Linked DNA regions of Homo sapiens: region 1 is linked to region 2. The links are chromatin loops, found by intact Hi-C in ENCODE. Cell type or tissue: PC-3. All regions are shown on one strand. Region 1 overlaps SKAP1 (src kinase associated phosphoprotein 1). Region 2 overlaps SKAP1 (src kinase associated phosphoprotein 1).

Region 1 (2,500 bases), 150 kb after region 2:
TCCAGATTTCTCTATTCCAATCCTTCCTACTCACTACTATTGAAAGAATCCCCCACTCCTTTTGCTAGAGCTGATAGTGGCTTCCTGTTGCCTGCATTTTAACTCTGAACTCCTAGTACTCAGAGCCCTTTTACCGACTCTTCTCTGACCCTCAACTCTCCAACTTCATCTGTTATTGTTCTTCAGTCAAGCTGATCTGCCAGGCTTCCCCGTAAGTCATGTTCTCATTCCTGTTCTTTTGCACATAGGCCTGCCTACCTAAAATGTCCAACTCTGTCCACCAGTTTCCACCAACTCTTCTTTAAAATCCAGCCAAAATGGTATTATTTCAGCAAGCCACTCTGACCTACTCTAGGCAACAACAGGTGCTCCCTGTCTCCTCTTGATATCCGGTTGTTACAAAATGTGCCTCCTTTTAGTGTTCCCGTTTCATGTGTGTGGGTTGGTTTGCTTCTTTTTCTTGTAAACTTTTCTCAAATAAATGTCTGATGAAGGAATAGATAATCAAATGAAAGAATGCACAAGGACATGAATGTCTAGACTCAAAGAGCTGTCATCTCTGGGTATGCAAAATTGCAGAAGGAAAAAATCAGTTTGAGTGAAATATTTGGTCTTTTTTCTATATGTTAAGCAGGCAGAGAATCCTGAGCTTTAAACTTGACTCTGAAACTCAGTGGTTCCTCCCCCTTGGACATCCCTGTCAAGATTCATGGAAATTTTAGTGACAGTGATAAATTAATTCACTGATTTTTCTCTAGTTTACAGCTACTAGTCCAGCAGAAGCCAGAGACTGGGTGGATCAAATAAGTTTCTTGTTAAAGGGTAAGTGTCATTGTTACAGAAATAATACTTGAGTTGATTTGCAGTTGAAGTTATGTTGCATAAATATAATCTACAGACTTCAGTATGTATTTTTTCTGCCCTTTCTCACCTCTACCTTTCCTACCACATTCCCCATATTACAACAACAAATAGTACTATGTGTGAATGAGAAGATAAAGACAGTATCAACCTTGGGAGGACCTCTGGTATCATAGCTCATCCACCTACCTACAGGCAAGTCTGTAATATTCAAAATCACTAGAAAAGGAGATTCTAAAAATCAGCTCAGCCCAATTCGGTGTCTCCTAACCCCTTATATTCTGGAAAGGAAATTCATAATATCCAACTTAAAGTCATCTAGTTGCAATTGAGGTTCAAAATCTCCTTATTTTAGTCTTAGGAGGAAGTAGAAATCTAAACCAATCTAGATGGTCTTCAGGGACATTGGACATTAAAAACAAACTGTTATTTCCCAAGCCACAATAAGATGTTCCTTGCTTTGGGATGGGAAGAGTCCTGCCTGAAGATGGTAAATGACTGCTCTTAGAGTACCCTCTGCTGGCCAGCCTGTAGGCAAAGCAGAAACAATGGCCAGGGAAGCCTTATCTGGGAGTGGTCTGTCAGGTAGAATAAGCCAACCTTGAGTTAGTCACTCGGTATTATATAATTGTCACCTACCATCATGGCAGGACCCTACCTCTGTTCTGCAGAAAGGCAGAAACACCAACTTTATACATGGCCCAAGACCTAGAAAGACACACGTCAAGCTAAAAACGCAAAGCCTTTTCATCTCAGATTTTTATTCTGCTATAAGATTTTATTGTGGATAAAAAGAAGGAAGCACCAGTGCTTTAATTACAAGAATTGCCTGTTTTACTCAGTTATGCCTTTGCTATCACAAAAGCAAACTATTGCATCTACCAACAGCGTCACGTATAATAGACTGGAACTAGGCAAACATGAACATTGATGGCGAGACTACAGGGTACACTCTCATCTAGGTGCCTTGGATTTATGCGTGTAATATACCCCTAAGTGTGTAAACCTCAATAAAACTCAAAGCAGCTTTATTGAGCTGTACCCTGTGGTACTTTCAGAATCCCACATTGAAGAAATTATTCATTCCATTTTATTTTAAAACAAAATAATAACATATGGTTTAAGCCACAAATGTGTTTTTGATCTTTTCCTCGTATGTGGTGGCACCAAAATTCAGATGAAAATTGTTGCAAAATCTTTATTAAAAGGCTAATCAAGCCAAACAATTTTATTGCATTTTGAAATGAAAGTTGGACGTCTCTCCATCCTTTCCTTCCCCAGAGTATGCTGACTGCACTCACCCATCCTGCAGAGGGCCCTCAGCAGGGTTTCAGAGAGCACTCTGTAGTACACATCAGAGAATGAACATTCTCAGTTCCCCATTAAAATAAAAAACCAATCTCCCTCCCCTGCCCTGGTGCTCCCCAGTGCTGTAATGGCTCAACACCTTCTATGCAGTGACCCACTTTAAGGTCAGCTAGACTGTGCAGTTGCAAAAGGACATGGTAACTGCATTGTTCAGCCATTCCATTTGGTCTTGTATTACTGTTATATTTTTCCATACCCCGTTTCTTTTTATCTTCCACTGTTGCCCATTTTTTTCTCTGCGAACAAACTTGTCTGAAATTCTGCAGTGAAA
Region 2 (2,500 bases):
ATGATGCCTAGCCCTTTAAAAAGTCAGATGTTCAATGAACATATTTTCTCCTTCCTTAGATGCTTTATTAACTAGCTTATTACTAAAAAAGCCATATATGGCCTTTCTTCTTAAATTTTGCATGAAAGCTAGTATTTTGCATGAAAACTAGATTTTTTAAAAGCCTTATATGATTATCTTTTTTTTTTTTTCCTTGAGACGGAGTTTCGCTCTTTTTACCAGGCTGGAGTACAATGGCGCGATCTCAGATCACAGCAACCTCCGCCTCCCGGGTTCAAGCGGTTCTCCTGCCTCAGCCTTTTGAGTAGCTGAGATTACAGGCATGCGCCACCACGCCCGGCTAATTTTGTATTTTTAGTAGAGACGGGATATCTCCATGTTGGTCAGGCTGGTCTCCAACTCCCGACCTCAGGTGATCCGCCCACCTTGGCCTCCCAAAGTGCTGTGATTACAGGTGTGAGCCACCACGCCCAGCCTATGTGATTATCTTTAAACTTTTTGATTTAATGAGGTAAGAGCCTAAGAGCAGAGGTTAAAAGAGATGTATGTTTCAAATTAATTCCTGGTTGCTATAGAAGAATGTGTCTATATATTCTGCCAAATTAAACTTATTTTTTTTTAAAAAATCCACATCATATTAACAAAAACTGCTCCCTTAACTCACTAAGATTCTGTGTTCTATTCCACAATTTCAAAAGAAGTAGCTAAAACAATCGGCATCATTCTTCACCTAGATAATGCTTTCTCTGCAGCTAATAGCCCCTTGTTCATCAAGGAAACGAATGTGCACGGAGGTGACATGTTCTTCACCCACTGCTCTTTGTTCTAGGGTCCCTCAGACTGATTATATCAGCCTCAGCACTGATAAATATCCCCCCAAACTTTAACACTATGTTAAATTGAGTTATGAGGTTTTAAGGTTACACTCCTCTGGCTGAAGGTTGATTGTCTCTGAGAGATAAAGGAATCATGCTCAACGATAACAGAATCCTTGCCATGGGATAATCCTGGTTATTGAACTCATAGCTCTCTTTACTTGGTTACTTGGTCACTCTTTGTTTTTTTTTTTCCGCCCCCTGGGGAAAAACTGGCTACTAAATTTGTGATTCGCCACTCTTCACCCACACCCCCAAAGATATTTTAGCAGGACCCACAACACTATAGCAGTTGAAAGAACGAGACAACTCAAGCAAATAAAACAGCTTCTTGAAATGTGCTGTCACTTAGGGTGTGCCAACTGCCAGAAGCAAGAGGGACACAATTCTTATTTGCCCTTCTGGCAGCATGAATGAAGAGGGCGGGTTGCAGAATGCTTCCCTTCTCCTTCCCCCAGCCTTCCAATGTCTCATGCATATGTTTAACCTCTGGTGGTTTGTTTGGTTTTGGTTTTTCTTTTTAGAGTTGTGACTTGGATTATGCTCTGATGGCAGAAATTTTAGACTTGCTGTCCAGGCAAAATTTTAAGCTGCAACCTTTGTTGGTGACAGTGATAGTAGCAGTCCTTTATGCCAATCTGCAGTTCCAATCCACATACCACTCCATAAATGTCTTTATAATAGTAAAAACTCCCAAATAATGGTAAATTAAAGGCTTTCTGATGAATTGTGAATACTCAATTTTTTCCCCTCTCATATAAAATTTTTAAAACTTTTAAATTAAAAAAATAATTAACTGGAATCGATAATACCATAGAGAAAAACTTAAGTTTACCTGCATTCTAGGAGTACAAGAGAAAGCCCTGTACAGGGAGAAGTGTTTAAACAAAAGCATAAATACTACCATCCTGCAAAAGATTTATTAGCCTGGCCTTCATTACCAACAACAGCAACCACTTACTTAGCACATAACTATGCTGAATGCATGGCACTCTATAAGGTGAATTAATAGTACCTGCTTTCTATAATAAATTTATTGAATGCCTACCACATGCCAGACATAGTATTTACACACATTACCTCTAATCATCATTACTACTGTGCATTGTAGGTATTATCATTTCCTTATCACAGATGAAGAAATTCGAGTATCAGAAAAATTAACCTGCCCAAGTTCCTCCACTAATAAGGGGGCAGAGGCAGGATTTGATCAAGTCTCTGTAGTTCCAAAACCCATATTATTTCTAGTATGCCACACTGCCTCACAGAAAAGGAAGTAGCATTGATTGTTTTTTGTTTTTTTGTTTTTTTTAGACAAAGTCTCTCTCTTGTCCCCCAGGCTGGAGTGCAATGGCCCGATCTCGGCTCACTGCAACCTCCGCCTCCCGGGTTCAAGCGATTCTCCTGCCTCAGCCTCCCAAGTAGCTGGGATTACAGGCGCCTGCCGCCACGCCCGGCTAATTTTTGTATTTTTTTAGTAGAGACAGGGTTTCACCATGTTGGCCAGGCTGATCTCGAACTCCTGACTTCAAGTGATCCTCCCGCCTTGGCCTCCCAAAGTTCTGGGATTATAGGCGTGAGCCACCGCGCCCAGCCACGTTGATTGTTACTCCTCCAGATTTTTG

Evidence for each region. Hi-C counts contacts between places; a loop is a spot of excess contacts. Peaks named below come from ENCODE experiments on the same cell type or tissue, not always from the same donor. Only the 100,000 strongest peaks of a DNase experiment are listed, where the experiment ranks them.
Region 1: a loop joins it to region 2, with 7 times the contacts of the local background. A loop is called at or near these places in 2 of 110 quality-filtered maps.

The regions. Positions count from the first base shown.
Region 1 is chr17:48,180,716-48,183,215 of GRCh38, reverse strand. It overlaps SKAP1 (src kinase associated phosphoprotein 1), which reads left to right. Exons shown (of 13, transcript NM_003726.4): 8 at 759-822. Among named protein-coding and RNA genes, the nearest start is that of MIR1203, 25 kb to the right of the region's middle. In PC-3, a CTCF peak has its summit at 1,377 (motif pointing left); a DNase peak (open chromatin) is centred at 1,365.
Region 2 is chr17:48,329,394-48,331,893 of GRCh38, reverse strand. All of the region lies in intron 4 of SKAP1 (src kinase associated phosphoprotein 1), which reads left to right. Among named protein-coding and RNA genes, the nearest start is that of SKAP1-AS2, 36 kb to the right of the region's middle. In PC-3, no CTCF peak of the experiment used is centred here; a DNase peak (open chromatin) is centred at 1,293.